2 separate regions of the Homo sapiens genome follow, and region 1 is linked to region 2. The links are chromatin contacts, found by Hi-C or POLR2A ChIA-PET in ENCODE. All regions are on one chromosome and are shown on one strand. The core of a region is the stretch at or near the end of the contact, and the rest is flanking DNA. Distances in the headings are between cores, read along the strand shown. Region 1 overlaps ARID5A (AT-rich interaction domain 5A). Region 2 holds the start of ITPRIPL1 (ITPRIP like 1).

Region 1 (4,169 bases), core at 1,489-3,988, 230 kb after region 2:
CCTGATGCACTTCCCCCCAACGTCCTTCGACAGTGCCCTCCGCCACAGACTTTGCCCGGCCTCATCTGCCTGGCACGCACCACCAGTCACAACCTATGCAGCGCCCCACTTCTTCCACCTCAACACCAAGCTGTAGGCCAGCCCATGGTGTTGTGTACACTGTGGAGTCGACAGGGGCCTACAACAGGCAGGTACTGCTGCCAGGGGGCTCTGAACTAGTGCCTGCTACCCAGGACACCCGGGCCATGCCCCTGGCTGGGCAGCCTGGCACAAGTGAAGAAGAAGGCAGTGGGAAAACTGGGTTTATCTCAAGGCAGCAGCCTGAGCCCAGGAGCAGAGGACCCAGTTGTTATAAGGCGCTGGGAGAGGATGGGCAGCTCCCACTGCCCCAGAGCGGAGCTCGAAGCACCCAGGTTGCCCACGGAAAATCCAATAAAAAGACACCAGTGTGAATCCACGTAGCCCTGAGGTGTGTGTGGTATGGGCCTTTGCAACGGCAGGCAAGGCGGGGGTGAGCTTGTGGGTGGGGCTGCCATTAGGGGGCCAAGGAGGTGGACCTGAACGCCACTACCCCACTGAAGAGCGGGCCCAAAGCAAACCCCAGCCTCTGCCGTTTAGGCAGCCTCTAACATCTGTCCTTGCCTTCAGTCCAGTTTCCTAGTTGAGCTTCAGGGAATGCTTGCTGCCTTCCTCATTGTGGAGATGGGGATTGGAGGTCCTGGGAGGGTCGGTGACTTGCCCAGGTTCCCCTGGCAGGAGGGGCAGGGGAGGGCTGCACAGGCTGTGTGACTCCCGTGCTCTGAGCGGGACCCCAGGCTGTTACCAGTGCCCCTGGGGGGTTGGGGGTGTGACCAGGAAGCCTGAGTTGGTCTGCGTTGGTGGTGGATGTAGATTTCTGGGGCCTGCAGCTGAGCCCTCTCTGCAGCCCCACCCCACTTGCCTGAACCGCATGGACAGACCAGAATGACCACTGGATTGAAATCACCGGAGGTGCCTGGAGGGAAAGGGGAGCAAATCCACTGGTCTGGGCCTGGGTGTCTGCATCGGTAACAAGCCCCTGCAGTTTCAGATGTGGTTGCCCCAGGGCTCATATTAGAATCCCTGCGGCTTGACGCCCTGCTTCCTGCAGGCCGGATGGGAGCAGGGCCTTGGCTCAGGAGGAGGGAGGGTGGGTTCTTTTCAGAGGCACTGTCCCCTCCCTCCACAAGCAGCCTGCACCCAAACAGCTTCACATGTAGTCCTGGAAAAGTGGGGCTACTGCTGGCCAAGCAGAGGGCAGATGTCGGGGCTACAGGTGTGAGCAGGTCAGTGGGTGACACGCACCACTGGAACTTACCCTGGCCGCTGGGGCTGGGATGCTCATGAACTCCGGCCATGGGAAGGGCCCCCATAGGTTGCAGGTAGAGAGGCCAAGGCCGGGGATGGGCAGGGTCTTGCTTGCCCAAGGCTACCATCCACGATGACAGAACCCAGACCAGGGAACGTGCAGCATGCCTGGCACCAGGGAGTGGGTGGCCAGGCCAAAAGGGCACCCTATCCAGCCCCTGCCCCTGGCCACCTCCTTCAGGAGCAGCCTGTGGAGGAGAGCTCAGGCACCTTCCAAGCGAGGCCTGTGACGGGTGGAGGGGCAAAGAGTGGTGCTCCCTGCTGTTGAGAGCACTCAGGCTCTGCAGGGGCATCTCCCAACCTTCCACCTCTTTCCTTCTGAGAGATGCCAAGATGTCAGCCTGAGCACCTGGAGTGACCAGCCCTGAGCTCCGCACTGCCACATGCGCCCGTGTGCAGTCCATCTCTCCGAGCTGTGGAGGCTCAGTGGATGATAAAGAACGGGGAGGGGCTGGGTGCAGTGGCTAACACCTGTAATCCCAGCATTTTGGGAGGCCAAGGGGGGTGGATCACCTGAGGTCAGGAGTTTGTGACCAGCCTGGCCAAGATGGTGAAACTCCATCTGTACAAAAACTACAAAAATTAGCCAGGCATGGTGGCGGGCACCTGTAATCCCAGGTACTTGGGAGTCTGAGGCAGGAGAATCACTTGAACTCGGGAGGCAGAGGTTGCAGCGAGCCGAGACTGCGCCACTGCACTCCAGCCTGGGCAACGAGCAAAACTCGGTCTCAAAAAAAAAAGAAGGGAGGAGCTGAGTTCTGCCCACCCTCCAGGCCCTGGGTGCTGGGCCACAGATCACTGGGGTCGGATCCCCTGCCTGGATAAAAGGGGAGGTGACCCTGTTGTGTGCAGGGTCCTGCCCAGCATGGGGCAGGGTGCCCTTCATCTACGAAGCAACATTGGCCTGGCCCTGGCACAAAGATGGGCAGGCGGCCCGTCAGCAGGACTTGAGGGCAGGCAGCTCAGCGCTGCGATCACGGCGCCCTCTGGAGGCCGATCTGAAGAATGCACTTCCCGTGGGACGTCTGTCCTGGGCAGGTGGGCGCCCTGGGCAGGACGCAGGGGACCCTGCTTTGGCACAGATGCTAGAGCCGGATGTAGTCATGCTTCCAGGGCACCCTCTGGGCCCAGTGCCCCACAGCCCGGTACTAGCTGTACCCGATTCTCGGAGGGTAGCGTCCTGGCTCACAACCCGCCTGAATGGTGGGGTCCCGTCAGTGCCTCTGATTCCTCAGTGAGCAGAGACTGAGGACAAGTACCAGGGCTGGAGACCTGAGGTTGAGGGGAGGAGGGGACGAGAATGAGTGATCTCAGACGGGAGCACCGCCATGCCCTGGGGCCTCTGGGAAGCACTAGGTTCCACCTGAGGTTGGTGGCACGGGTTTTGGGTTTCGGCGGGACCAGGCCACAAGCTGTGTGACGATTCGGAGTAGGGGAGAGTCAGGTTCCACCGAGGAGGCACTGGGCCGGGACAGTCTGGCACAGCAGAGCGGGACAGGGAGCTGAGGCGAGTGCAGGGAGCCAGGCCAGTGGAAGGCCTGGAGTCCAGGCTGGGTGCGGGGAGCCAAGGACGGTTGGCGGGACTGATGCAGCGCAGTGGGGCTCCGAGAACCGCAGGACTCAAGGAGGTGGCCTGGGGATAAGAGGCATGGCTGACGTTCCCTGTACCTGGGTGCACTCGTGGGAGTGAGTGGAGGAGAGCAGGCCAAGGAACGAAGGGGCTGGGGCGTGGGAATCCTTGGAGTCACCGCCTTTGTGCCAAGGTCAGGCAAGAAGTGGGGAGGAGGGGCTCGGGGTCCACAGCAAGGCCACGATGCAGGGGCAGCAACATGGGCTGGCAGCAACCCCCACCTCGGGACAGCGTGGAGAAGCGACCTGCACTGGAGGGAGCTGAGGGAGTGGTCTCAGGGTGGGCACAGCCATGGGCTGGCAGGGGAGGAAGCAGAGGGGCAACTGGGAGCCCAGGCAGGGAAGTGAGAGACCTCCACCACTCAGCAAAGGTTTACCCTCAAAACCAGAGGGTGGGCCAGGTGCGATGGCTCATGCCTGTAATCCTAGAACTTTGGGAGGCCAAAACAGGCAGATCACCTGAGGTCAGGAATTCGACACCAGCCTGGCTAACATGGCAAAACCCCATCTCAACTAAAAATACAAAAATCAGCCGGGCGTGATGGCATGCACCTGTAGTTCCTGCTACCAGGGAGGCTGAGGCAGGAGAATCACTTGAACCCAGGAGGCGGAGGTTGCAGTGAGCTGAGATTGTGCCATTGCACTCCAGCCTGGGCTACAAGAGTGAAACTCTGTCTCAAAAAAACAAACAACAGAGGCTGCTGACAGTGGCCTGAGATGTGTTTAATTTTTTTTTTTAAGAGATGGGGTCTTGCAGTGTCACCCAGGCTGGAGTGGTGCTGTGGCTATTCACAGGCAAGACCATCATGCATTGCAGCACCCAAACTCCTGGACTCAAGCAGTCCTCCCACCTCAGCCTCCCAAGCAGCTGGGACTACAGGTGCATGTCACGGCAGCCAGCTAAATGTTTTTAAATAGTTGCCAGAATTTAAAAATCAGATTTCACATAAAAATGTGGGTATCAGGCTTCTCTTTAAAAACCAGAATTTTTGGCCAGGCGCTATGTCTCACGCCTGTAATCCCAGCACTTTGGGAGGCCGAGGCAGGCAGATCACCTGAGGTCAGGAGTTCAAGACCAGCCTGGCCAACATGGTGAAACCCCGTCTCTACTAAAAATACAAAAATTAGCCGGGCGTGGTGGCAGGCGCCTGTAA
Region 2 (3,711 bases), core at 315-2,814:
TATAGTTTCAAATAGCTAGAGGGAGGATTGAACCTTCCCAACACAAAGAAATGATAAATGTTTGAGATGATGGATATGCTAATTACCCTAATCTGAAATTATACATTGTATGTATGAAACATGACTGTGCACCCTATGAATATGTACAATTATTATTTGTTAATTAAAATAATACAACTTTAAAACACATGGTCTTAAACATTATCGTTTTTGCACACTCTGAAGCATATATTTTGCATCCTGACATCATGTCATAAGTGAAAAGATAAGAGACTTTCATTATTACTGCTCCAAATGCATGAATGCTCAATAACCTGTGATCTATTTTTCATAATTCACATTTATAAAAAGTAACTTTGGAACTTCAGTCATTGTCAGCTAGCAGACAGTTTTTCCTGCTCCACAATTAAATAAGTCAGTATTCTTGGAAGTATTGTACAAGTTGTTTGGGAGCTCCCTACACATTGCCACTGGATAAGAAGACCTGAAACCCAGCCATGTGTGATGGCTTACACATATAATCCCAGCATTTTGGGAGGCCGAGGCGGGCAGATCACCTGAGGTCAGGAGTTCGAGACCAGCATGGCCAACATGGTGAAACCCCGTCTTTACTAAAAATACAAAAATTAGCTGGACATGGTGGCATACACCTGTGGTCCCAGCTACTCAGTAGGCTGAGGCAGGAGAATCACTGGAACCTGGGGCGGGTAGGCTGCAGTGAGCCAAGATGGTGCCACTACACTCCAGCCTGGGTGACAGAGCGAAACTCTTTCTCAAAAACAAACAAACAAATAAAAACCCTGAAACTTGTCTTTCAGCAGAGGGATTTTAGTGAGTTAGTATCAAGGGGTCATCACTTCCTTTTCTTCTTGGATAGCTGACACAAGACAGGAAGACTAAGGGCTCTTTCTGATATCTGAAGATCCCTTTCAGGAAACCCATTCTGTTGTGTTTCTTAAGGTGTGATAAAGCTTGTCCAGCCTCCACACCGTATAAAGTTCTCCTTTATACACCCATGTATCAGCAGAGCTGCCCTGTAGGTAGGATTCTTACTCCCACGTGGCCAGTGAGTAGCAAGCAAGGCCCCAAGTAAGGTCTTTGGGTGCTGTCTGTTCTTTCATGAGAGTCACTTTGATATGAGAAAGGGGTTGGGGAAAGATGCCTGAGTCTGGGCGTGGGCTGGGAGGGAAGCACATTTAGGGTGCTGAAACCACATCTTATTTCGTGTGCCATTTTGCTCAGGGCCAGCCCGAAGTGAGAATGGCTTTTCTCGGTCAATTCCTAGTTTTGCCACCATCATCCTTACACCCGAATCCTAGTAAGTCTGTTCTCCACTGAACTGAGCTGAGTGCAGCTGACAGCAGGCACGGCGGTGCCCCATTTGCCACCCCAGGGAGGCCGAGCAGCGGAGAGTGTGTGGCCACGGCCCCTCCACTCTCCCAGCAAACCCACGGGGGCCTCGGTGCGGACAGAGACCCGGTGTGGGGAGGCCGCTGCCCCTGCACGCTGGGCCACGGGGGTTTGGGCGGGGAGGAGCTTGTACTGGGTGGGCGGGGAGGAGCCCGGACGGCGGGAGCGGCTGCGGCGCGCGGGCGCCCTCGGAGCCGCGTGCTGGGGGTCGTAGGGGCCCACCGCGCTCAGCCAGACGTTCAGACGCTCGGACAAGCATGGTCTATAACCCAGGAAAGGGGAGCAGGGCCACTCCCGCGGGCGGCCCCAGCGATGAACCGGACGCCCCCACCCTGCCGGGAAAAAAGCAGTGGCGGTCAGGCCGCGCTGTCTCTTTAAGATCGTGTTCCTACTAACACTGACGGTGAGTAACCTGGCCCTGGGTCCCGGGAGACATCCCGAGGTAGGATGGGCCCTTGGCCTCCTACGGATAGGCGGGTGAGAGTACAAATCTCTGGGCGTGGAATTTGGGGAAGTTATGAATGGGGGGAGGGTCGGGTTCCGATTTGAGCCAAAGCCCCCAGGTACCTTGTACATTTTAACAGGGCTCCTAGAGAGGGCGGGGAGACGAAGCAAGGCCAAGTTCCAAAGGGAGGATAGGCCCAGCTGGCTTCAGCGTCCACACGGCATAGTCCTTCATGAATGTTGGTAAGCGCGGTAGCTTGTGAATTAGGGTGAGTGGCAGAAGCTCGGGCTTCACGGGTGGGTGGGGAGGCAGTGGAACTGACCACTGCCGGCTGTCAGGTAGGCCTTGGGCACCTGGTTCTGCAGACAGTTTTCTGAACTAAGAAGTGAAGCTAGCCTGCCCACACACGGGGTATCCACTAGCCCCTTAGGAGCAGAGAGGGCACCGTAGCAAGCAGCTGGCGGCACTGTGCCTCTCTTGCGCTCCCTGGGCAGAGAGGGAGAGGCTGAGTGATGAGGCTCACTTCATACTGGGTGAGCAGAATGAAGACTGTGAAGTCACAGAGGAAGTGGAATGCTACAACTGGCTGCCGGGGCAGAGGAAAGGTGTCACCCAGGCAGGTTCAGGGCTTTCTGGCTATAAAAGGGAGCCTCTGGGATCAGCAGGTCATATCTGGTGCCCATGGTTGACTGAGGAGTCGGGTGAGGCCACCCTACCACAAGGGTCCCCCTCCCCATCCTACACAGGAATGAAAACAGTCCCATGTACACTTTCTGGAAGCCTAAATACCACCCACACCATGTGGAAGGAAAGCAGGAGAGAGACTGAGTGGCACATCCTTTCGCCCTCTTTTCTCTCGAACCTCCTCCCAGGCCGACCACCCTTGCTGTGTCCAAGCCAAGCTCTGTGGGCTTTCTGTTCCTCCTGAGTAGCTGATTTTCAGAATTTGGGGTACCAGGGCTCTGGGGAATGTGAGCTAGAGAGCAGATAAGTCTGGAAGATGACCACTGACTCCTACTCTCCTACTTCTCCAGATGCAGAGGCCTCCATGGCTGTGATAAGCCTGCTGTTCTTGGCAGTGATGTATGTTGTTCACCACCCTCTGATGGTCAGTGATCGGATGGACCTGGACACATTAGCCAGGAGTCGGCAGCTGGAGAAGCGAATGAGTGAGGAGATGCGCCTGCTAGAGATGGAGTTTGAAGAGAGAAAGCGAGCCGCTGAGCAGAGGCAGAAGGCAGAGAACTTCTGGACAGGAGACACATCCAGTGACCAGTTAGTGCTGGGGAAGAAAGACATGGGGTGGCCGTTCCAGGCCGATGGCCAGGAAGGGCCTCTGGGCTGGATGCTGGGAAACCTGTGGAACACTGGCCTCTTTTGCCTTTTTCTCGTCTTTGAGCTCCTGCGACAGAACATGCAGCATGAACCGGCCTTTGATTCCAGCAGTGAGGAGGAGGAGGAGGAAGTCCGTGTTGTCCCTGTCACCTCTTACAACTGGCTTACTGACTTCCCCTCCCAGGAGGCCCTGGACTCCTTTTACAAACACTATGTCCAAAATGCCATCCGTGACCTGCCCTGCACCTGTGAGTTTGTGGAGAGTTTTGTGGATGATCTCATTGAGGCCTGTCGGGTGCTCAGCCGCCAAGAGGCTCACCCACAATTGGAAGACTGCCTGGGCATCGGGGCTGCCTTTGAGAAATGGGGAACCCTCCATGAGACCCAGAAATTTGATATCCTGGTGCCCATTGTCCCCCCACAGGGCACCATGTTTGTCCTGGAGATGAGGGACCCAGCCCTGGGCCGCCGCTGTGGCTGTGTGCTGGTGGAGTCAGAATGTGTGTGCAAGCGTGAGAAAC

What was found. Hi-C counts contacts between places; a loop is a spot of excess contacts on that map. ChIA-PET counts read pairs that join two places held with the same protein, here RNA polymerase II (POLR2A). Pooled maps may share reads with other maps.
Region 1: a loop to region 2 is called in a pooled map, with 2.1 times the contacts of the local background. The contact joins the enhancer-like site here to the promoter of ITPRIPL1 in region 2. A Hi-C loop is called at or near these places in 6 of 50 pooled maps. POLR2A ChIA-PET finds 5 or more read pairs at or near these places in 4 of 52 experiments (BJ, RWPE1, activated CD4-positive, alpha-beta T cell and 1 more).

The regions. Positions count from the first base shown.
Region 1 is chr2:96,552,178-96,556,346 of GRCh38, forward strand. It overlaps ARID5A (AT-rich interaction domain 5A), which reads left to right. Exons shown (of 7, transcript NM_212481.3): 7 at 1-457. The coding sequence ends at 136. Among named protein-coding and RNA genes, the nearest start is that of ARID5A, 18 kb to the left of the region's middle. RefSeq lists an enhancer at 1,632-2,157. Within about 2 kb of position 2,739, at least 7 of the 41 ENCODE cell types and tissues checked have a DNase peak (open chromatin) inside an H3K27ac peak, as active enhancers do.
Region 2 is chr2:96,323,753-96,327,463 of GRCh38, forward strand. It overlaps ITPRIPL1 (ITPRIP like 1), which reads left to right and starts at 1,565. Exons shown (of 3, transcript NM_001008949.3): 1 at 1,565-1,813; 2 at 1,995-2,097; 3 at 2,890-3,711. The coding sequence starts at 2,088. RefSeq lists a silencer at 1,480-1,729 and an enhancer at 1,752-2,252.